Regions from separate parts of the Homo sapiens genome. Here region 1 is linked to region 2. The links are chromatin loops, found by intact Hi-C in ENCODE. Cell type or tissue: OCI-LY7. All regions are shown on one strand. Links, peaks and the distances in the headings refer to the core of each region. The heading gives the core; the rest is flanking DNA.

What was found. Peaks named below come from ENCODE experiments on the same cell type or tissue, not always from the same donor. Only the 100,000 strongest peaks of a DNase experiment are listed, where the experiment ranks them.
Region 1: a loop joins it to region 2, with 2.7 times the contacts of the local background. A loop is called at or near these places in 7 of 110 quality-filtered maps.

The regions. Positions count from the first base shown.
Region 1 is chr5:17,261,598-17,274,164 of GRCh38, forward strand. All of the region lies in intron 1 of BASP1 (brain abundant membrane attached signal protein 1), which reads left to right. Among named protein-coding and RNA genes, the nearest start is that of BASP1, 50 kb to the left of the region's middle. RefSeq lists a silencer at 5,562-5,691. In OCI-LY7, for the core only: no CTCF peak of the experiment used is centred there; a DNase peak (open chromatin) is centred at 7,804; H3K4me3 peaks cover 1,998 bases; H3K27ac peaks cover 2,297 bases.
Region 2 is chr5:17,311,293-17,323,859 of GRCh38, forward strand. No RefSeq gene overlaps it. Among named protein-coding and RNA genes, the nearest start is that of LINC02111, 70 kb to the right of the region's middle. RefSeq lists an enhancer at 128-769. In OCI-LY7, for the core only: no CTCF peak of the experiment used is centred there; DNase peaks (open chromatin) are centred at 6,419 and 7,449; H3K4me3 peaks cover 1,813 bases; H3K27ac peaks cover 2,500 bases.

The DNA.
Region 1 (12,567 bases), core at 6,330-8,829, 49 kb before region 2:
TATCTCATTGGCTTCTCTCCCCCCCACCGTCTGCATAACAAAGTGTTCCACTTCAGCAAACATCTGGACTTAACTTTCTGAATCTCCCAGAACTTTGCGCTGTCAAGATTCCTCCCTCAACTTTCCACTTTAGTTTTGATTTTTATCCTTTGTCTCATCCTATCTTCCCATAGATATTTTCAGTTCTTGCAAATCCTTGTAAACAAATAAAAGTCTTGCCAAAATTGCACGTTTCTGCCGTTACCAACACTCTCTGGTATTGACCATTGTGGCTTTCTCTTCTGGCGCCTCATGTGCTCTGTGAGCCCTTTCAAAGAGGCAGGTGTCTTCACTCCTTTATCGAAGTGACTCTAGGGTCCGTTGTTGACAGCCCATCACCGGATCAATTTGCGCCATCTCTTCTTATCTTTTGTAACCTTTTTGTAGCAGCATATGCCTCCTCCAAGCTGCTTTGTAAAATTTTCTCTTTTGATTTTTTGAGACATCATCTTTTCCTTTCTAACTCCTACAAGAGCTGTTTTTCTGCTTTCTGTCATCTAAGTAATTTTCCCTATTAGGCAACCTTTATAGATTTAGAGTCCATCTTTTCTCACTCCAAGTATCTGAGAGTCCTCTCCTTCCTCTTAAATATCAATAGGGTTTTCTAATAATCTCAACTGGACATTTCCTCTTTGTTCCCTTTGACATAAACACTTTGCATTTACCCATCCTCATCTGTAGAAAGCTTATTTGTTCTTCAGGGCAACTTATCATGATGGCTAAGAAACCTTAACGTTAACCTGGTTGAGTGAGCCAGAGTGCCTGCATTCACCTCACACCTCCACAAATAACTGGTTGGTTGATCTTGGGCAAGTTATTTATCTCCTATGTGTCTTTGTTTCCTCATGCTAAAGTGGGGATAGTAATAATTCCTCCCTCGTAGAACTGATGAGATAGCTAATGAGTTGATATGTGTAAAGATAAGTATCAAAACAGTCTTATGCTGAGTGTATATGAATAAGTATTTTTTATATTTCTACTGTCTCAGACTCTACCTTCTCTATAAATCTTTCTGATCCTGATCTCAACTAATCGTCATCTCTTCTGGTGAAACTATTGCTTTTCCTTCTCTTGATAACGTTTGACTTACTCTCATTTATATTTTAATTGTCTTCATATGTCTTCTCCCTCTTGCTAGACTAGGCTCTTCACTCACTTATGTTCCCTGTCACGTCTTACACCTAAAGATATTTCCTCACTAAGATCAAATCTTCTTTTTTTTTTTTTTGAGAAGGAGTCTTGCTCTGGCGCCCAGGCTGGAGTGCAGTGGCACGATCTCGGCTCACTGCAAGCTCCGCCTCCCTGGTTCATGCCATTCTCCTGCCTCAGCCTCCCGAGTAACTGAGACTACAGGCACCCGCCACCACGCCCGGCTAATTTTTTATATTTTTTAGTAGAGATGGGGTTTCACCGTATTAGCCAGGATGGTCTCGATCTCCTGACCTCATGATCCGCCCGCCTTGGCCTCTCAAAGTGCTGGGATTACAGGCGTGAGCCACTGCACCCAGCCCTAATCAAATCTATTTTTCTAGACTAATTCTGAACATCAGAAGTTCTTGAGATCACTCTGGATGTTGACTTTTACAAATTATATTGTGACAGAGTCTCATTGTGTATCTTTATGGGGTACAAAGTAGTATTACATTTTTTTTTTAACATTTCTTTTCTTTCCTTTTCTAATAGAGACAGGGTCTCACTATTTTGCCCAGGCTGGTCTCAAACTCCTGGGCTCAAGTGATCCTCTTGCTTCGGCCTCCCAAAGTCCTGGGATTACAGGCATGAGCCACTGCACCCCAGCTGGTATTACAATTTTTGAATAAAATGTGGTAAGATAAAATTAAGGTAATGAACATTGCTCACCTCAGATATTTATGCATTTTGGATTTTTGATGAGAGATCCCCAAAGACCCTGTGCCAGTGCATCTGTAGGACTAGACTGGGCTTCATGAAGAATAATGGAGGCGTTTCTTGTGATTAATCTTCTTTTGTATTAGGGACTTTCTGACTTTGTAGATCCAACTCATCTGGATCACCTCTTTGGGAAAATTTGGTTGTAGAAATGTGAGTGTGTGCTAATCTGTGTATGTGTACTTTGTTCCCTCAAGTTTGTTGCATATCTTTATCATACTTTTTTACAGTGAGGAACATTTTTATTGTGACAAGGTAATAAATTGTCTCGAATGTTTTCTCTAAATTTTTACTCATGATATTTCAAAGGTTTACCTAGAAACTTAGACATGGGTTGGCACCTCTTAGGACAGTTTCCTCTCCCCAGAGGACATCTGCATCCTCTAAATGATGGGGATGTTATTAGAATTGCTAAATATGAGCCTTGGCTGAATCAGACACCGACAACAATAATTTCAACAATGGAAATTGCCACCAGGCACTGAAGACTTGACAAGTCACTGCGACAGAGCACATACTGGTTGGAATACTAAAAATACACATGGGCTGCATTACCTTTATTTCATTTTCCTCTTTTAGAATAAAAATTTTGACCTTTAAAAGAAAAGGGCCAGTCACTTGTTGAAAATAGAAATTGCTGGACATAAATATTTTAGATTTCTTTCTTCTGACAGTATTGAAAATACTTTGTATGTGTTGTGCTTTTTTATTGTTTGTAAATTCTTTTCTTTATATAAAAAAGAATTTTTTCCCTCTTATTCCAACATTTGCTTCAGGTAGGTTTGACCAATATCTTGGATTCTTTCCACTTGTGTAATTATAAACCCAACTTGTTGGTGATGGATTTGCTTGTAGATGCAACTCAGTTGTAACTTTGTGTTACTTAAAAAAAATTGTTAGTGGATTGGCTGGTGTATAATTCTTGTTAACCTTTGCAGCTCTGAATTAGTAGATGATAGTTGCTTGTCCAAGGGTACACAGTTAATGTGCTGCAGCCACACATTGAACTTTGTCTTGAAACTTTGATTCATTCCCTGCATCTTTGTAAGCAGATATATTTTTTTCTGATTATAAGATGGAAACAGAATGAAAAGGAGATGACTTCTTGTCTTGATTGCAATGATGAAGCTGCAATCAAACCAGAAATAACACTCCAGTCTCTGACACACATTGTTGCATATTTATGTTGGGTTTTGCTATAGACTTGGAGCCATCTTCTCCATTGTCATCTGTCTGATCTCATCCTTAATAACTTTATTCTGCTGGTTCTAGATGAAATGGTTAATAAATCCAAATTTGCATTTTCAAAGTAGAAACTTTATAGTGGATAGGGCCTTTGTATGATTCAAACTGCCCTATATAGGAAGTGCTTAGATATTATAATAATGCAGGGAAAGAAGATATAAATAGGAATGGCATGTAAAGTAGTGAACATAGTAACTTTCAAATCATATGGAGAAATTTGATATCATTTTCTTATTTTATATGGCAGTTAATGTATGCCAGTGATTCTTATTACATTACAGAACCATGGTATTGTTAATTGACAGAGCAACGTAAATGTAAAAATGTGTTAATGAAAAATCTAATTGGAGATATCATGGAGCACATGTGGTAATTATGGGAAGGACCCAGTGCATGTAACCCCCTTGGCTTGTGGGTGGATAACTCCTGGAAATTGTGCATTGTGCAAGGTTGCATTTTCTGAAGAAGGGCAATGGTATATTGGGGGGCTTGCCATTTTTCATCCAAAAACCATATCATGCGAAGACTTGAATAACATTAAATAATGGATGTAACCAACAAAGTGCTACTGAAATGAAGGTTCAACAGTCCACAAATGGTGAGCCTCTGCATATCAAACCTTCTAAAATTAAGTGTATAGGCTGAGATAAACATTAGCATTTCATTACCCATAATTTTGCTTGCCGCCAAAAATGCAGAAGGGCTCTTGAGAGCTATTTGGATGACCCTGGTCTCTGGAGGGCATCTTTTAGAAACCTGATGGCATGTCATCACTTAGACCTGCCACAAAGCACTGAAATCCTCTTAATGGTGGTAATGATAACACTATTGTTTTTCCTACTTGATACTCCTTTTGAGCCAACATTTCTCCCTTTCTTGCTCTCCTATATCCAAACAACCTGTTTAGTAAGTGTTTTATTTAAAGGACTAAAGAAAGGAAGTAATAAATGATAGTTCTCAGAAACCTCACATTTCATTGCAAAGCTATTAGAACAACTTCCAGCTCAAATGTTAATTAGATACCGTTCTGATATATAGGGTTGTGTCTTTAAATACTGCAGGAGTCTTGACCCAAACCCAAAGAATGCATAGGCAGCAGGGCTGACCCATGCGTTTTCACTTGGTACCAGCAAAGGGATTTGAGAACCCTTAGTCACTGCAAGGGGCAGAAGTGTCTTCTATTAAGGACATAATAAGTCCTGCTGAAGAACAGGTCAGCTCAGTAACTCCAGTCGCCACAGCAGTTGTTGGTCAAATTGGGTTCCTCTGGTAGCACCACAGAGCAAGGGACACTAACCCGTTGGGCTTCCCGATTCATTGCTGTCACTTTGGGGCAGAATGGAGGTATGATTTAAATCCTACAGTGCGGGATATTTTCACCCTGGTGTGTCTCTGACAGTGTCCTGCTATAGAAGTTTAAGGAACAGTATATGTGGCTTCAATTTCCATAAGTTAAAAATGCAGGAAAAAGATTATGTCTGGAGGAGTAGATTTTCAGAAAAAGCGGTTTTAAGGATGATGAAAAGAGAATTTATTCAAAATGAGAGGCATTTTTTCTGTTCCTTCGCCACCTCTCCCTCCCTTGCTTGCTCTGTTCTGTCTCCCTCCCTCCTTATTTCATTCTCACTCTTGCTCTTGTTCATCTAAGAGTAATGAATCTTTGCCTTATTGTGTTTGAATTCACCATGGCCTCCTTGTTGATATTCCTAAAGTTGGCATTAAAAGCTATATCTGGGGTGGGGCATGGTGGCTCACGCCTGTAATCCCAGCACTTTAGGTGTCTGAGGCAAGCGAATCACCTGAGGTCAGGAGTTTGAGACTAGCTTGGCCAACATGGTGAAACCCCGTCTCTACTAAAATACTAAAAATACAAAAATTAGCCAGGTGTGGTGGTGCACAGGTAATCCCAGCTACTCAGGAGGCTGAGGCACGAGAATCACTTGAACCGAGAGGCGCAAGTTGCAGTGAGCCGAGATCGCGCCACTGCGCTCCAGCCTGAGCGACAGAGCAGCAAGATCCTGTCTCAAAAAAAAAAAAAAAAAAAAAAAAATCTGACCTGGAACTCTTTCTCAATGTAGGAACTCCAAACATAATCTTTCAAAATGTTGCCTGTGGATAGCTCTGTAAAAATGGTGATACACCCTGGTTTCGTTTTGTTAAGTGGTTGTATTGCGCTGGAAATTTGGGGCTGAGAACTTTTCCCACTTTATTTTTCTCAACGTTTCTACATAACACTAAACTGAATATCACATTAGTTTTCGAGAATTGTGATTAGCCCTTGTGAGATTGATTTAAACTATATTTGAAAGGATAATTTAAAGTATCTGTAGGCTGATACTACTTAGCATCGCATAAAAGGAAAAGATGGTTTGATTGTTTTTAGGAAGCACGCTTGCTCAAAGAGATTGGGTCTTGCAAGGCAGGACCACCAGTGATTGGTAGATGACCCATCAAAAGTAGGTAAAGGGGAAACAACCGAGTGTCTTCCACAGCCAGGGCACTGTGAGCTAGTTCTGCGTGAGTGAAGCTGATGAAACCTGACTTTTCTGACAGTTATGACGCTATTTGAGATGTCTTCAGTGAGCCATTCCATCCTGACTCATTCCTTACAGAGTTTACACATTATTCTGAGAAGATTTTCTAAATATAATTGAAAATGTTAAAAAACATTCTGTGCTTTAATAAATATTTGGATGTCATTTTACAATTTTTGTTTGTATTTTTTTTTGCTTTTTTTTTTTGAGACGAAGTCTTGCTCTGTCACCAGGCCCCAGGCTGGAGTGCGGTGGCACGATCTCATCCCGCTGCAACCTCCGCCTCCCGGGTTCAAGCGATTTTCCTGCTTCAGCCTCCCAAATAGCTGGGACTATAGACGCACGCCACTGCACCTGGCTAATTTTTGTATTTTTAGTAGAGACGAGGTTTCACCATGTTGGCCACGCTTGTCTTGAACTCTCAACCTTGTGATCCTCCTGCCTCAGCTTCCCAAAGTGCTGGGATTACAGGCGTGAGCCACCGCTCCCAGCCCTTTTTTTTTTTTTTTTTTTTTTTTGCTTTTTAAAATTTTTTTTATTTCTAATTTTCAGCAAGCTTCACGTTGAAATGACGTATGAAGACATCCAATCATAGTAATAGCAGCTGGTTGTCAATTTAATCTTCAGGGTGTAAGATGATATATTTTTATGACAGTGATTAGTAGATGTATTGAACTCTGTTGATAATACCACTTGTTTCTTTATCTTGCATTGCATTTTATTTAGTGCCAGAAGCATTCATAAAATTATTTTTCCCCCTAGAAAGAGAATACACTTTAAGTATCGTTGTTTTACTGATTAGGAAATTTGAGATCCAGAGTGGGAGGTAACCACTGAGTCTCATAGCACTTTGTTGACAGTGGAGACCAACCCCTAGCACACCTATCGTTTTTAGCAAACTTCATACTGAGTGCTAGGTGGCTTGTTTTTGACACAAGTCAAACAAATAAAATATTTCATAATTTATTTTTTTCTTATACGGCATTTTGCTATCTACTCTTCCACCTTTATTTTCTCAAACTGAAAGACTGAATTTTAATACAGTAGGCTGTGCTAATGGAGTGGTGTAAGGTAAGAAAAAATGTAAGTGCGTATTAGGAAAGTTCTGGATGAGTTGGTCATGTCAGCAGCCAAATCATGGTTGTTTAGTGAAATTATTTGCTATTAAGTGTGTACAGAGGGGATCCTATTATAGTTTGTAAGAATTGTGGTTTTTTAGTGAAATTCTTAGCTATTAAAATAGCGTGTACAGAGGGGATCTGGACCCAGTGTGTCCTGTGGATTCTGTGTACAAAATAAACACAGCAGATGATCTGAAGGGATAAGGAATATCTTCTGTGTTCCCTGACAGGCTTCCTGGAGAAAAAGGAACAAGCAATTGGAAAACTCGGTAGAGGAGATTGTCTCTATTACAGAGTGTCTTCATTATAACATCAGATTTCAAATTATTTCTCACCTTTACTCTCCCAAAGAAATTTTCATATTAAATTTAAGCTCTCAATAGTAAGAAGGAGTTTACTGGTTTTTCTTTTTGGGGGGTTTGCTATTATAGCAATGCATAGGACCACATATTTTTCCTATAAATAGAAATTTCTGTAAAATAAGAAATACTTGTTAGCTCTAAGACTCAACAGAATTGTTTTAATTTGCTTTGGAGGAAGAATTAAAACCTATTTTTTAGGCCTATGTTCATTCTTTATTTTTATTTATTGATTTTTTAACCAGATCCTCTGAAGACACTAAAGTGTAGTTGTCTCTGAGGACAAAAACAAACGAACAAACAACAACAAAAAAACTTCACCTTACCTTGCTGACCTAGCTATGAAGTTGCTCTTTTATGGCCTTCCTAGGCATGAAGAAGTTAGAGAAACTTGTCTTTAAAAGTTTCATGAACGTTCATAAATGTACACGTTTATTTATTAGGGAACATGATTTGCTGCCAATAAACGAAAGAAAGATTTGTGTCAGGACTGAGTGTGTAGTCTAAGCTAACATCAGTTGTAGGAAGTGAGACTCAGAAGGTGATGGGTATGTATTCCACGGATGCAAACACTTTTTGAGTTTCCTGGCAGGTGTAGGCAAAAAAGGACCAGGCTGGTGTGATGAATAATCACTTCCAACCCTCCCTCTGACCTTTTCAGGCCTCCCTCTGATTTGCCTGCTTTCCAGCCCAGGTTGCTCTGATCAACTCACAGTGCTCGAATGGCACACTCTCTTCTCTCTTCACCGAAAAGCAGAACTTTATCACATTTCTTCCAGAATAGCTGTTTCTAGCCAGGTGGGATTAATTGGATGGAGGCTTGGTTTTATAAGGTGGAAGGGAATAAAACTAGTCACAAGATAGTTGTGGGGGATTTTAAAGATGTAAGTTAGTATCTCTATTAAGCTATTTGACATATGATAAACAAACAGTATTCTTCTGCAGGAAGTAGCAAAACAAAATGACATTTGACAATGTTAGCTTCTCTCATTAACATGGTGTGTTTAGCTTATTAGCCAAGATAAGCTGTAGACCAGGTTTTTACCCTTTACACGTGAAATTTGAGGCATTAAATGAGTAAAAGAATTGGGATTCCTTTTCCATCTTGGTGATCAAAACACTTTTCTCTTGTTTCCTTGGACCAAGTGATGAAGAGGTGGTGAGGGGACAGCAAAAAATGCAATTACATTTCTTCTCTTTATTTTTATTTTTTGAGACAAGAGTTTTGCTCTTGTTGCCCAGGGTGGAGTGCAATTGTGCGATCTCGGCTCACCGCAACCTCCACTTCCCAGGTTCAAGCGATTCTCCTGCCTCAGCCTCCTGAGTAGCTGGGATTACAGGCATGCACCACCACATCTGGCTAATTTTGTATTTTTAGTAGAGACGGGGTTTCTCCATGTTGGTCAGGCTGGTCTTCAACTCTTGACCTCAGATGATCTGCCCGCCTCGGCCTCCCAAAGTGCTAGGATTACAGGTGTGAGCCACCACACACAGCCCCCTCTTCTCTTTCTCTGATCACTCCAATACTCGTTCTAATTGGGAGGAATGGATTTAACTAATCTTTGGTTTTTATCTCTGTGTAGAAACTGATTTCTTGGCAGAATGGACTGTTAATATATTTAAAAAGACTGAAAACCTCTTAGAATCTTAAGTAGTAAAATATTCAGAGCGAAGAAGTAGAGATTTTACCTTTACAATATGGTGACAACAGATAACTGTAAAAACTTCTTTTTCAAATAGAACCAGCAGGAGCATGCATGGAACACATATACCAAACATCTTTCTGATAACATTAAACATTTTTAAAAGATGTTAAATGTTCTTTTCATTGTGGTGCTTCAGATTCCTGATTCTAGAACTTGTGTGTGTGGAACCTGTGTGCTAACTATTCTGTTGGAATTTACCAGCAAAGAATTATCTAAGAATTTTCAAACTAAATGATGGGGGAAGGAACTAACATTTTTGCAGTCCCTGGAAATGTAAAATGTTGTACTCACATGGCCTCACATTAAATTCCCATTAAATTGACATTTAAAAAAATTTTTTTATTTTAAAGGAAACGGAAGGACGATGAGATTAAATAACTTGCCCAAGGATTCTGGGTGGGTGTGCTGTGGAGGTGGGATTTTTATACTCTGCCATGACCCAATGTGCAAAGTCTCCTTGAAATTCAATTCTTGTCCAATATTTACCAGATTAAACTCAGTGAAATTCCTCTCTCTACTACTGTTTATGGTTATTTTCTATGCCAATATTAATCGGTAAGCCTGTCATTTTCGCCCTTGTGGCATCGAGTTTTCTTTGAAGGACAGCTTTTTTGTTTGCTTTTTGTTTTTTGTTTTGCTTTGTTTTGTTTTGAGGCAGGGTCTCACTCTGCCCAGGCCATAGTGCAGTGGCTGATCTCGGCTCACTGCAACCTCTGCCTCCCAGGCTCAAGCCTCCCCAGTAGCTGGGATGATAGGTGTGCACCACCACGCCTGGCTAATTTTTGTAATTTTTGTAGAGACGGGGTTTTGCCATGTTGGCCAGGTTGATCTTGAACTCCTGACCTCAAGTGATCCACCCACCTCGGCCTCCCAAAGTGCTGGGATTACAGGTGTGAGCCACCACACCCGGTCTTTAAAGGACAGCTCCAGAATTAGCTTTTTTCTGAGATGTCATAACAGAGGTCAGTTTTAGTGTTTGGTTAATACATAAACACATAGAACTGAGGTCAGTGCCTTCAGCATTGGTCTGAATTTTGTTGCTGTGCTACAAAATTCTAGTGAATTTCCTAGTTGTGGAGAAATGCAAAGTCAGTCTCGGCCTTTTCAGTAGAGCTTTGGTTTAGTGACTTTTTTAGTTGAAGTGACTTTTCAGCATGGATTGTCTATTGCTGTATTTTTTTAACTGCTTTATTTTAATCTTAGAAGTTCCAACTTCTAACTTTCTATACCAAATGATGTCTTTCAAAATTAGAAGTAACAGAAATGAATGAAATCGGCTGGGCATGGTGGCTCACGCCTGTAATCCCAGCATTTCGGGAGGCCGAAGTGGGCAGATCACCTGAGGTCAGGAGTTCAAGACCAGCCTGGCCAACATGGTGAAACCTCATCTGTGCTAAAAATACTAAAATTAGCTGGGCATGGTGGCAGGCTCCTGTAATCTCAGCTACTCGGGAGGCTGGGCAGGAGAATTGCTTGAACCTGGGAGGCGGAGGTTGCAGTGAGCCGAGATTGTGCTGCTGCTGCACTCCAGCCTAGGTGACAGACTGAGACTGCATTTCAAGAAAAAAAAAAAAAAAAAGAAAGAAAAGAAAAAGAATGAAATCATTAAACTGTATGCTCATTGCTTTCTCTTGGTAAAAAGCTTCTCTGGCAAATAGGAAGATGAAATGTTGAGAGGCAGAGGATACTCAAAATACTGAATTTCTTCCTTATTCCCTCAACACCTGAGTTCTGAACTACCCCAGGTGGCACCATCCTTGTAACCCAGGCGCATAACATTCCTGGGCTGAGAGCTTTGCCCCATTGCCGGCTTCTCAGTGGAGTTCCTTCTATCCCCTCTGTGGTGCCTTCCTGCCTTACTGAATTTTGCTGGACTTGGCCTTTGCTCATAGTACAGCTCCACGAACTCAGCTAGTAGGATTTCCTTATGGGTAAAAGGAGAATGTGAATGGCATACTACCCCATGGTGCTGTTGAGATTACATATTTTATGTAATATATTTATGAGTAGGATTGTGCTTGATACCTAGGAAACAGTTAATAGATGTTGTAGGCAAGGTCTTCACGCATATGGTCTTGGGAAATAATGAGACAATCCTGCTTTTCGAGGGTTCAGGTGGGTCCTATGAGCGTCCCTCTGATACCTCAATATAACCAGTAGAGGTAAATTAGCAAAATGCCAGGGGCGTTTGTTAACTTTGTTTGAAAAACAAACTGGATTGAGACATATTTTCTTACTTATAACTTGATTACGTGTGTTCATTTTCGACCCAGAAACAAATCGCAGCTGGGCATAAAACAAAGAATAGAATGTGGCCTTAACTATGTGTCAGAAAAGCCAGTTTTAGTAACTCAGATTTTAGGTTTGTAACCCAACATGACTTTAAACCTCTGGGGATTGCTGTATAGAATTTCATGCTGTGGGTGTCAGAAAGCAGCACCCCATGTTATACTTACTGGACCCCCTATGTTTGCACTTTATCTTAGTGTCTGTAATTTCTAAGTTGGTGTATGGGTTTCTATTACTGGATTGAGAGAAGATCCTAAAGGCAGACCTGTTAGGTTTCCTGTTTCTTATTTAGCTCAACCTAAGGGACCCAATGTATTTTGAAATATCAGAGCTGAAATTATATTTGGTATAGGCCATTCGTGCATACTGACTAGTTAAGAATTCAATGGAAGAGTTATAAACTATAATTTAAAATATTGATCCGGTTTATTTCTTTATATTTTCATGTACTGCTCTGTGATTGCTTATAGGATGAAAGTATATTTAATTGTATTTTTTGCCATGTATGTTTGTTTCTACTTTTGAGGGAGAAATAATCAAAAATTAAATCCAATAGAGCCTGTCTGAAGCAGGTTATGACCAATTGCCACCCCCTTTTCTAAAAAAAAAGGACATGTAAGAGAATCTTAGGTAACATCATAAAGACCTTTCTTGAGAATATGAATAGTATTTTAGTCAAATTTCAGTTTATTGCTTTTCTCTTCCCCCAACTACTGAAGTCATTCCAGATTAGAAATTAGCATATAGAATGGTGAGAAAAATTTTGACTGAAGAATTCATTTTCTTCCACCAAAAACTCGACTTTTAATAAGATAAATATAGGTTATTTCACTGTCATGAATCTTGATTCCAAGGAAGTAATAAACAGCAAATCCTTCTTTTCTAAATAAGGGATGTATATATTTGCAAAGCTGGCAAAGGAGTGTGTACAGTTCTGCCAGTGGACCTGACCTGGGCAAAACCAGGTGGTTCCCCCCTGCTCTTTCTAACCTCCCTTGGGGTCCAGGGCAAGGCTGATGCTCTCTCCTGGGCTTTTCTCATTTATGGGACTAACGAGGATAGTATAATGTGATTTCTGCCACGCTTCATCCAGGAAAAGCAACCATTTTCTTTGCAAAAGCAACATTTCAGTGGATTTTCACTGATGTGTGGTGACAGAAAAATGGACTTGAAGGAAAAAAAATGCACCAAGAGTCTGTTTAGCTCTGGCCATGGTTCTGGATGAAATTTATTATTTATAAATTTATAATTTATTATTTATCTGGTTTAATGCTTGGTTTTCAGAGGAGAGAATTTCAAGATTCAAATACAAATGGAGTTTCTTGTGCCAGAATGAAAGCGGCAGCCTTAAGACAGTTGTTAATGA
Region 2 (12,567 bases), core at 6,102-8,601:
GTTACAGCTCATAAAAGCAGTGTGGACCCAAAGAGTGAGCAGTAACAAGATTTACTGCAAAGAGTGAAAGAACAAAGTTACCATAGCGTGGAAGGGGACCCGAGCGGGTTGCCACTGCTGGCTCAGGCAGCCTGCTTTTATTCTCTTATCTGGCCCCACCCACATCCTGCTGATTGGTAGAGCCCAATGGCCTGTTTTGATAGGGCGCTGATTGGTGCCTTTACAATCCCTGAGCTAGATACAAAGGTTCTCCACGTCCCCATCAGATTAGTTAGATACAGAGTATGGACACACAGGTTCTCCAAGGCCCCACCAGAGCAGCTAGATACAGAGTGTCGATTGGTGTATTTACAATCCCTGAGCTAGACATAAAGGTTCTCCAAAGCCCCGCCAAACTCAGGAGCCCAGCTGGCTTCACCCAGTGGATCCTGCACCGGGGCTGCAGGTGGAGCTGCCTGCCAGTCCCGCGCCATGCGCTCACACTCCTCAGCCCTTGGGTGGTCGATGGGACTGGGCGCCGTGGAGCAGGGGGTGGCGCTCGTCGGGGAGGCTCGGGCTGCACAGGAGCCCACGGAGGCGGGGGAAGGCTCAGGCATGGCGGGCTGCAGTCCTGAGGCCTGCCCCGCGGGAAGGCAGCTAAGGCCCGGCGAGAAATCGAGCACAGTGCCTGTGGGCCGGCACTGCTGGGGGACCCAGTACACCCTCCGCAGCCACTGGCCCGGGTGCCAAGTCCCTCACTGCCTGGGGCCGGCAGGGCCGGCCGGCTGCTCCGAGTGCGGGGCCCGCCAAGCCCACGCCCACCCGGAACTCCAGCTGGCCCACAAGCGCTGCACGCAGCCCCGGTTCCCGCTCGCGCCTCTCCCTCCACACCTCCCTGCAAGCTGAGGGAGCCGGTTCTGGCCTTGGCCAGCCCAGAAAGGGGCTCCCATAGTGCAGCGGTGGGCTGAAGGGCTCCTCGAGTGCCACCAAAGTGGGAGTCCAGGCAGAGGAGGCGCTAAGAGAGAGCAAGGGCTGTGAGGACTGCTAGCACGCTGTCACCTCTCAAAAGGTCTAATTGCAATGATTTCTCCAATTGGAGTTCTAAAGAATATTTGTTTCTAAAGATGAGTAAGGCATTTGCAAACTCTACATGAACACAAACACAGAATTGAAGTCCAAGCAAGAACTCTGCTCCTCTTTGCCTGGGGTGTTTGAAATGAAACAACAGCAACATCTTACTAACAAAGATCAAGGTTCAACTGGCTTCTTAAAGAAGCTGGTGGCGTTCAAGACACTTGACGTGTTTGCTGAAGTCTTTGGAATGCGATGGTAGGATTTGGCAGGTCTGTTTATTTGCAGTGTTAGTATAGAAGCCAAAAAGGGAGCTACAATAGAGTAAAGCAAAACACGATAATCTTGCAAAGAAAAAATCAAATGGAGCAGCACTATGAAGACTCTTATGAAAGGCAGAATAAAAATCTATTTAATGATTTTCCCTGTGAGCACTGTGAAAAAGAAATAACCTTGCCAAAGTAAAATAATTTAAATTCAATTCAACAAACATTTATTGAGTATATACTGCAGGACACATACTATTTTTCAGTGAAAACAAAAATGGGGTTGACTTTTTAAAAAAGTGTAAAAGTTACCATATAAACGTGACCAATATATGAGTAATTTCTCCCTTTTAGTTTTTTCTCCTTTTGGGGAATATTTCTGCCTTATTCTCATAGAGAATGTAATTTTCCTCCCACTTTCTGTATTCTTTTGAAATGTGCATGATTATTTTTCTCCATACTTACTTTTTCTTGTGTTGTTTAATAATATTTAAAATTATATGTATTCTTTATATATAAAAATATGATTTACGATTATATACATATATATCTATATTCTTCTTTTCCCTCTCTCCTTGGTAATAATATTTACTCCCTACTTCCTCCCATCCCTACCTAGAGGAACTGTGGGTGAATATTGGATAGTATTCTTCACTTGGATCAAATAAGCAGAATGAGAGTGAGAACTGGGTTATAATCTTTGTAACTATTATTCTGTTGTGCAAATTAAATTCTCTAGGCCTCATTTTTTTTTCTATAAAATTTACAGGGTGTAAAATGTGAAAAAGTAACCTTCTAGATTCATTACTGGAACTCTTGGTTGAGTTTGTAATTCAGAGATGTCAGGAAGAATGATGGCATATGACACAGATGGCTGATTGGTGGTAATCTATTAAGCTGGCCCTATATTAGCATATATGGAATGTTTATTCAGTTGCTGGGTGGACATGCAAGATATAGCTGCTGAGGCTGGGCCGGGTGGTTTGTGCCTGTAATCTCAGCACTCTGGAAGGCCGAGGTGGGCGGATCACCTGAGGTCAGGAATTTGACCAGCCTGGCCAACATGGCGAAACCTGGTCTCTACTAAAAATACAAAAATTAGCTGGGAGTGGTGGCACGCGCCTATATTTCCGCTACTTGGGAGGCTGAGGCACGAGAATCTCTTGAACCTGGGAGGAGGAGGTTGCAGTGAGCTGAGATCGCCAGGGTACTCCAGCCTGGGCAACAGAGCAACAGAGACTGATATGGTTTGGCTCTGTGTCCCCAACCAAATCTCATCTTGTAGCTCCCCTGTGTCATGGGAGGGACCTGGTGGGAGATGATTGAATCATGGGGGTGGGTCTTTCCCATGCTGCTCTTGTGATAGTGAATGGGTCTCACATGATCTGATGGTTTTAAAAATCAGAGTTTCAGCTGGTCACGGTGGCTCAGGCCTGTAATCCCAGCACTTTGGGAGGCCTAGGCAGGTGGATCACCTGAGGTCAGGAGTTCAAGACCAGGCTCTAACATGGTGAAACCCTGTTTGTACTAAAAATACAAAAAATTAGCCGGGCATGGTGGCACACGCCTGTAATCCCAGTTACTTGGGAGGCTGATACAGGAGAATTGCTTGAACCTGGGAGGTGGTTACAGTGAGCCGAGATCATACCATTGCACTCCAACTTGGGCAACAACAGCAAAACTCCATCTCAAAAACAAAGAAAACAAAACAACAGACCTCCTTCTTTCCTTCTTTTGTAAATTGCCCAGTCTTGGGTATGTCTTTTTTTTTTTTTTTTGAGACAGAGTCTGGCTCTGTCGCCAGGCTGGAGTGCAGTGGTGCCATCTTGGCTCACTGCAACCTCCACCTCCTGGGTTCAAGCAATTCTCCTGCCTCAGCCTCCCGAGTAGCTGGGACTATAGGTGCCTGCCACCACACCCAGCTAATTTTTGTATTTTTAGTAGAAAGGGGGTTTCACCACATTGGCCAGGATGGTTTCGATCTCTTGACCTTGTGATCTGCCTGCCTTGGCCTCCCAAAGTGCTGGGATTACAGGCGTGAGCCACCGTGGCCGACTCTCAGGTATGTCTTTATCAGCAGGGCAAAAAGGGACTAACACAGAGATCCTGCCTCCAAAAAAAAAAAGATATAACTGCTAAATTGTGAAAGGGATCTTGAATTAATAATAAGTCTGAGATAGCGTAAGATAAAATATTTAACTGGAAAGTATTTTTATATCTTATCAAGTAATAAAGCATTAAGGATGCCTGCCTGCTAGGTTGAATATTCCCCAACAATCAACTGATGAATTGGATTAATCCAGAAGACTCCAGCACATCTATTGGGAGATGGTCAGAGAGGTTGCCTGCTACTAGCAATTGAATTGGAGATCAAATTACACTTGTTAGACAGGATTAGTATTCTGTGTTCTATCATCGATGTGACTTCTGAAACGAAACTGTCGCAAACAACATTGAAAGATACTAGAATAGTAGAGAGTGTCACCTGGATGACACCAAACACAAATCAAGACCACTTAGAATATAAGAAACTGGAAGAAAAAAAAAAAGAAAACCCGAAACGAAAACCCCCAAACATAACATCCTTAATTGAGGTCATGTTTGTTCTAATCATGCTCATTTGAGAAGCTTGTAAATGAAAAGACAAGAGACTTCCTACTAAACAGCTGTTGTGGTTGAATTAAGGAGATAAGTGGTGACAAGCAACACTCAATTGCCATATGAGAGCAATACACAGATTGGGGTAAAACAGCCAGAATTAGGGTGGTTCCTTAGGAAGGGTGTCAGATTACCTCTGAGTAAAACCAATTCCCAGGTGAATTTTAAATCTGTTTATGTGGAAAACCTGGTTACTTAAGTAGTCTGTACCTACCAGCACTAGCTCTTTTAGTAGATGAAGTATCTTCAACTAAAGAATTATTTTACTCATTATTTACCTAAATAAGTCTTACCCAGATGGAGGAAAAATTAATTTACTTCACCTAGAATTTTACTACTCTGAGATTGATGATGGGTGCCCCATCTAAAGATCCATTTAGCTAAATGCTCATGTGTGTCTGTGCAAAAGACACTATAAATAGGGGTTTTCATATTTCTGTGTCAAAGAGAATCAACTATGAAGGAAGAGTTATTTATTTATGTTTATACAAGGCAAGCTGTTTTTAATGAAGTCTCTCTTGGGGATCATGAAACAGCTCTACGTGGCCCAAACAAATGATTATTGCTGACTCATCCTGGCCAACGTGGGCCCTTTTTTTTTTTTTCTCTCTCTCTGTCGTCCAGGCTGGAGTGCAGTGGCACAATCTTGGCTCACTGCAACCTCCACCTCCTGAGTTTAAGTGATTTTCCTGCCTCAGCCTCCTGAGTCGCTGGACTACAGGTATGCGCCACCATACCCGACTAATTTTTGTATTTTCAGTAGAGCCGGCATTTCACCATGTTGGCCAGGCTCGTCTTGAACTCCTGGCCTCAAGCGATCCACCCACCTTGGCCTCCCAAAGTGCTGAAATTACAGGCATGAGTCACCACGCCTGGCCATGGGCACTTCTTTCCTCCCTTCTCCGTCTTGTTACTTTGTCTCTAAACCATAGTTCTCCATTTGTGTTCTTGGTAGCATGAGTATCACCTGGGAACTTGTAAGAAATGCATATGGTTAGGCTCATCCCAGACCTGTGGGATCAGGAACGCTGGGGCAGAGCCCAAGGATTTGTGTTTGCTCTCATCAATGTACATGACTGATGCATGCTCAAGTCTGAGAATCAATGCTCTAAATCAGGGGTCTGCAATCTACGGCTTATGGGCAAAGTCAGCTTCTTGACTGATATGGTACAGCTGGTGAGCAAGAAATGATTTTTATATTTTTAAACGTTAAAAAAGGGGGAATAGTATTTCATGAGAGATGAAAATTATATAAAATTTAAGTTTTAGTGTTTGTCCATAAATACAGTTTGATTGGAACATAGTTCCACCTATTCACTTATAGCTTTGCACTACAACAGCAAACTGGGGTCATTGCAACAGAGACCATATGGCCCAAAGGCCTAAAATACTTATTATCTGCCCCTTTACAGAAAGAGTTTGCTGACCCCGCTTGAAATCCTTTGTTCCTTCATCCTCCTCCTCTGTCTCCATGCCCACCCCCCCACACTCATTCCCATCTGAGGCCAGGACTCAGTCTGTGTCATTCGTTGTCACTGATAGTCTCCCATCTTCTTGGAACTCAGGGTCAAAGAGATTGTTGACCTTCACTTTAGCATCGTGTGCAGGGAAGCAAAGAAGCCTCGATTTTCATATGCAAACTGGATTTACTGGTGTCTGTCCAGAGGGAACATTACCCCGTGTAGCTTGCATTCACATTTTTGCTTCAGGGTTGAGGGCATGTATTTTCTTAGCATTTGATTATGGATCTGTTTTTAGAGGAACATGCTGTGGGGCAAAGGCCGGCCTGTTACTGTTTGTTCTGTCTAGAATGCTTTGGCATGCACACGGTAGATTATTGCAAATTGTTGAAATGAATATTTGTGGTTTAGGAACTCGTTAGTTGTCATTCTAGATGAGGTTATGTGTCTGTCAACTTCGGGTTCTCACTTCCTGAAAAAGATCCTCTCCTAATGTTTCATGAATTAAAGGCTCATACACACACTGCAAACTGAAGCAAGAAGTATGAACGCAATTGTACTGCCTGTGGCAAGACAAGATGCTTCTGCCCTGCAACCATCAGCTTCTTTCTGGGACAGTATGCTTATTTGCTTAATGCTAGCATAACCACCACTGAAACTGTGATCTGTGTTAAAATTAATCTTTTAAATCACTTAATAATGTGCTGCAGGAGCGGCCAATTGTACATGGACTACTTAAGTGAACTACTTTTAACATGAAGAGGAATATTTCATTTTGATTTTAATTTCACATTAATTTAGTTATGTGAGTGTCTGACAATGACACAATTTCACTTATTTTTCCCTGGGGAGATGTCAATGAATTCTCAATTTCCTTCCAAGGAGCCAGTCTTAGAATATTTGTGTGGTCTGTTTCATTGCTTTCCTTTTCCGTTCTAATAGGGCCAGCTGGGCTTTGACTCAGTGTAGCCGAGTGGGGGTGGAGGAGGGGGAACTGAATGTGTGTGTTTGTGTGTGTGCACGAACGTGTGTCTTATAAGGAGGGAAGGACTGGCTTGAGTTCCGGATTCAGCAATAAAGGGTGTAGAAGAAACAGCACTATGGAAATTTCAAATGGCAACAAATACAAGTGGAGGTCTACAGTTCAACAAAAATCACGGTTGATTATTAGTAAAAATTTTGTTTTAGACAAAATTTTCTCTCTACAGAGAGCAACTTTCTGAATGTGCACAGTGAGAGGCAGGAAACTGTTTTACTTCCTTGTTGCCTGGGACGAGAAGAAGAAGGCAGTGTCAGGTGAAGAGATGATGGGAAGGCGTGAGTAGTTTGGGAGGAGAAAAGATGGCAATACTGTGAAAAAGGCCTTTGTTGTGTTTATACCAATGACCTTTTATTCTTGCAAGTTTTTAATGAAAAAATTTAAAGATACAGAACGTTGAAAGAATAGTCCAATGAATACCTGTATATGCACCCGACTAGATTTAACAGATTCTTAACATTTTCTTACTTTTGCTTTATCCACCCATCAATGTATCCATCCGTCCATCCATCCCTTGTCCATCTGATATATCTCTCTCTCTCTTCATCCATCCCATTCCATCCATCCAAACTAGGGAGACTGAATAGTGCCCTAATTAAGAACCAGAAGAAGGCTGGGTGCGGTGGCTCATGCCTGTAATCCCAGCACTTTGGGAGGCCGAGGCGGGCGGATCACAAGGTCAGGAGGTCGAGACCATCCTGGCTAAATCATGAAACCCCGTCTCTACTAAAAATATAAAAAGTTAGTCGGGCGTGGTGGTGGGCGCCTGTAGTCCCAGCTACTCCGGAGGCTGAGGCAGGAGAATGGTGTGAACCCGGGAGGCGGAGCTTGCAGTGAACCGAGATCGCGCCACTGCACTCCAGCCTGGGCGACAGAGCGAGACTCCGTCTCAAAAAAAAAAAAAAAAAAAAGAAGAATGGTTTCTGCTCTTGATCTTCAGAGCAGAAGGATGTCTTTTTTTAGACCCACAAAAAGGGGGGTTCCATAAGGGAAGTGAAAGATGAAGGTGACTTTTGTGTTGTGATCTTTATAACAGATTCAATGGGAAGCTAAATGTCTGGCAACGATGATTACTGAGATGAAGGAAGGCAAGGACTTTCATTTGACTGAGTGACCATAACCATGAACCAACCTGAAAATTCGTTGGTATTAGAAAGTAGAAGAGTAAAGCAGATAGATAATTTTATCTTAAATTGTTGAATTTTATTACCAGGTAATACAGAAAATATTAGACTTCTTTTCTGGGGGGCAGGGTGGCGGGGGGGACAAAGTCTCACTGTGTTGTCCAGGCTGGAATGTCGTGCAGTGATCTCAGCTCCCTGCAGCCTCTGCCTCCTGGGTTCAAGCAATTCTTGTGCCTCAGCCTCCCGAGTAGCTGGGATTACAGGCATGCACCACCATGCTGGGCTAATTTAGTAGAGATGGGGTTTCACCATGTTGGCCAGGCTGGTCATGAACTCCTGACCTCAAGTGATCTGCCAACCTTGGCCTCCCAAAGTGCTGGGACTACAGGCATGAGTCACTGTGCCCGGCCAGAAAATAGTATCCTTTTTTATGTTTGTTTTCTCAGTTTGGTTTACTAATACTATCCAAACCTCAGGGTTTTTATGTATTCAGGTAAGAAAATGGAAAATGAAGACAGATTTCCAAGTACACTTCCCCCAGAGTGATTCCATAGTGACAATAGGAATACATGAATGGAAAATTCGCTTAAAAAAGAAGATGTTGGAATTATCCCTTTTATTTCAGTCTCTTAGATATCGCTTCCATGCACGTGCTGAAAACGCAGGTCTCAGGATCCTGCAAAGAACATGGCCTTGTTTCCTCCCGAGTGGCTGAAGACAATTGTAAGCCACAACACTCTCAGCCGTATCAAATCACAGGATATGGATTTTATGGATCTTTTAATTCTTACTTCAGTCTTCCTTACAAAATTTCTTAAATATGAATGGAGAGAAAGTCCGTGTTTCAAAGTAATGTGATTTTGTTTACCACTTAGAAACAATTAGTGACACGTCCTTCAATTCTTTCCTCTGCCTCTTTAAAAGTGCTATTGAGAAGCAAGGAAGCAGGACAGGACAGGCAAGACTGCACAGATAAAGAGGACGGAGCATGGCCAGGCATGGTGGCTCATGCCTGTAATCCTAGTAGTTTGGGAGGCCGAGGTGGGCAGATCCCTTGAGCCCAGGAATTTGAGACCAGCCTGAGCAACATAGCAAAACCCCATCTCTACAAAAAACAAACAAACAAACAAACAAAAAACAAAACGTTAGCCGGGTGTGGTGGCAGGTGCCTGTCATCCTAGCTACTCAGGAAGCTGAGGTGAGAGGATCACCTGAGCCCAGGAGGTTGAGGCTGTGGTGAGCCCTGATGGTGTCACTGCACTCCAGCCTGGGTGACAAAGTGAGACCCTGTCCCCAAAATAAATAAATAAGTAAGCAAATAAATAAATAAATAAATAAAGAGGATGGAGCAGCTTCTGACCTTGGGCTGCTCCGAAGCCCTCCACCACACATCTAGCTTAGCTCAGTCCAGTGGAGCATTAGCTTATCTTTGTGCACTTCAGTGGAATATGCCCCCTGTCTGGCCTGGTGTTGGAGAGTCTTTGGCATCAGGATTTACAAACTCCTCCATCACCATCAACCATCTGTAAATTCTTTGCTTTCGATTGTACTCTTGCTTCTATTCTTCTGCTGACATCTTGGTCAGGGTCCTCAATTTCAGTCTGCTCTGGCTTGGTATTCTGTTAAAATTCCAGCAAGTTAGAATACTGCCTCTCAACTCTCCCCAAAGTTGTCCATGCTGTGTGTGGCACTCCATCAATCCCCCTGAAAACCACATAGCTCAGATGGCCTTGTACTCAAAAGCATAGAATGGCCCCTATGGTGGGTACAGAGAAAAAGTCCTAACCCCCTATTTTTTTTCTATGGCCCTCAATTCCCCATCCAACTTTATCTATCTCTTACAACTCACTAATAAGAACCCCTCTGCCTTGGTTATATTCATTTATAGTTTGTAACTCCCTGAATGTATCACACTGTAAACATCAAAGGCAACAGAAATTATTATTTTTGTAATGAAATCTCGGGGAAAGTGTTAAAGATAAACACCACTGGATGTAGCAAACTTACTTAAAGTTTTAATAGCTGTTATAATTCCATATGAACCTGGCACAGTCCTTATTATAATGAACTTTTTGGTCACAATAGGTGGTAAGACAGAGTGTGTGACTAAATCCCTCCCACCTGGAAGCAGATCATGTTGTGTAGGAAGCTTCATCTTCATATGATGACTTCCTTCAATTTTTCTTTCTCTGTCCTCTTCTTTTGAACTCTCCTTCTTGACATTTATTTATTTATTTATTTTATTTTATTTTATTTTTTTGAGACAGAGTTTCGCTCTGTCACCCAGGCTGGAGTGCAGTGGTGCGATCTCAGCTCACTGCAAGCTCCGCCTCCCGAGTTCACGCCATTCTCCTGCCTCCGCCTCCCGAGTAGCTGGGACTACAGGCGCCCGCCACCGCGCCCGGCTAATTTTTTGTATTTTTAGTAGAGAAAGGGTTTCACCGTGTTGGCCAGGATGGTCTTGATCTCCTCGTGATCCGCCCGCCTCGGCCTCCCAAAGTGCTGGGATTACAGGCGTGAGCCACCGCGCCCGGCCGTTGACATTTATTTTTAAGAGGGTCTGCAGTCCCATGTTCCTGAATGTTTGCCATCCTCAGAACAGCTGGGTTTATTTTGATTGATGTCCATTGCTCATCATGCAAATACATGATTTTCAATCTGATGAATGTTCTGAGGGTTGATTATGCATGGGTGGTCTTGTCCGTGTCAATTCTGGTGGCTTCCCACATTCCCATGCTTATTACTCTAGAGTTCACTTTGCTCACTAATTCTAATCCCTGCATTCCTTTATTCTTAAAATCCTTGTGATGAAATGAGTACTTTCGAATTCAAATATTATATATTTATATGTTTGAAATTAATTTTACTGGCCAGGGGCGGTGGCTCACGCCTGTAATCCCAGCACTTTGGGAGGCCGAGGCAGGCGGATCACGAGGTCAGGAGATCGAGACCATCCTGGCTAACGTGGTGAAACCCTTTCTCTACTAAAAATACAAAAAATTAGCCGGGCGTGGTGGCGGGCGCCTGTAGTCCCAGCTACTCGGGAGGCTGAGGCAGGAGAATGGCGTGAACCCGGGAGGTGGAGCTTGCAGTGAGCCGAGATCGTGCCACTGCACTCCAGCCTGGGTGACAGAGCAAGACTCCATCTCAAAAAGAAAAAAAGTAATTTTACTTTTGGGGTCTAGTTTAGCTGTATATGAGATATTAATACATTAGTTCATGTTATTATTTGTAAATAAATAAATGCACACATATATTGAAGATGAACACTCACCTTTTTTTTTTCTTTTTGAGACAGAGTCTAATTCACTCTGTTGCCCAGGCTGGAGTGCAGTGGTACAGTTTTGGCCCACTGCAATCTCTGCCTCCTGGGTTCAAGTGATTCTTCTGCCTCAGCCTCCTGAGTAGCTGGGATTACAGGCATGTGCTCCCACACCTGGCTAACTTTTGTAGTTTTAGTAGAGATGGGATTTCACCATGTTGGCCAGGCTGGTCTCGAACTCGTGATCTTAAGTGATCCACCCTCCTTGGCCTCCCAAAGTGCTGGGATTACAGGTGTGAGCCACTGCACCTGGCCAATCCTCACATTTTTAATGAGGGGTACATGATAATATGATATTAAAAACTTGGATACCTTTTAATTTTATTTATTTATTGATTGATTTTTTTGAGACAGCGTCTCACTCCTGTTGCTCAGGCTGGAGTGCAGTGGCATGATCATGGCTCACGGCTGTCTTGACTTTCTGGGCTCAGGTGATCCTCCTGCCTCAGCCTCCCAAGTCGCTGAGACTACAGGCATATGCCATCACACCGAGTTAATTTTTTTGTATTCTTTTGTAGAGATAAGGTTTCGCCATGTTGCTCAGGCTGGTCTTGAACTCCTGGGTTCAAGCAATCCGCCCATCTCAGCATCCCAAAGTGCTGGGATTACAGGCATGAACCACTGCGCCCAACCATTTTATAATTTTTTACCATTGGTTTGACATTTATCATGTTTCACAATATGTAATTATTTTTTAAACAGCTTTATTGAGATATAATTTGTATTTCATAAAATTCTTTCATTTTATATATACAATTAAATTACTTTTAGTCAATATGCAGAGTTATGCAGCCTTCAGCACAATCGAATTTGAAAACATTGTTATTATCTCCCAAACATCCTCTGTGTCCATCTGCAGTCACTCTCTGTTCCCACACCCAGCCTCAGGCAACTGATGGTCTACTTTCTGTCTCTATAGATTGATTTGCCTCTTCTGAACTTTGCCTAGAAATGGAATTATACACTACGTGGTTTTGTGACTGCCTTCTTTCACTTGGTATATATTTTTGAGATTCTTCCATGTTGTAATGTGTATAAATACTTCATTTGTGTATTCTTCTTAACAGTATTCCACTGTATGGATATACCACATTCTGTTCATCTGTTCACCAGTTGCTGGCCTTTGAATTATTTCCAAATGGCTATTACAAATGAATAACGTTGCTATGCATATTCATGTGGACGTATGTTTTTATTTCTCTTGGATAAATTCCTATGAGTAGAATAGGTGGGTGATATGGTAACTTCATCTCTAACTTTTTTTTTTTTTTATGAGATGGAGCCTTCCTCTTGTCACCCAGGCTGGAGTGCAGTGGCATGATTTCGGCTTACTGCAACCTCCTCCTCCCGGGTTCAAGTGATTCTCCTGCCTCAGCCTCCCAAGTATCTGGGATTACAGGTGCCCACTACCACGTCCGGCCAATTTTTTGTATTTTTAGTAAAGATGGGGTTTCACCATGTTGGCCAAGCTGGTCTTGAACTCCTGACCTCAGGTGATCCACTCACCATGGCATCCCAAAGTGCTGGGATTACAGGCATGAGCCACCATGCCTGGCTTTTACTTTTAAGAAGTGGCAAAGCTGTTTTCTTTCAATTCTTGTTAAGGGTAAAAATATTTACTACCAAGCAGGCACTGAACAGTCATGAG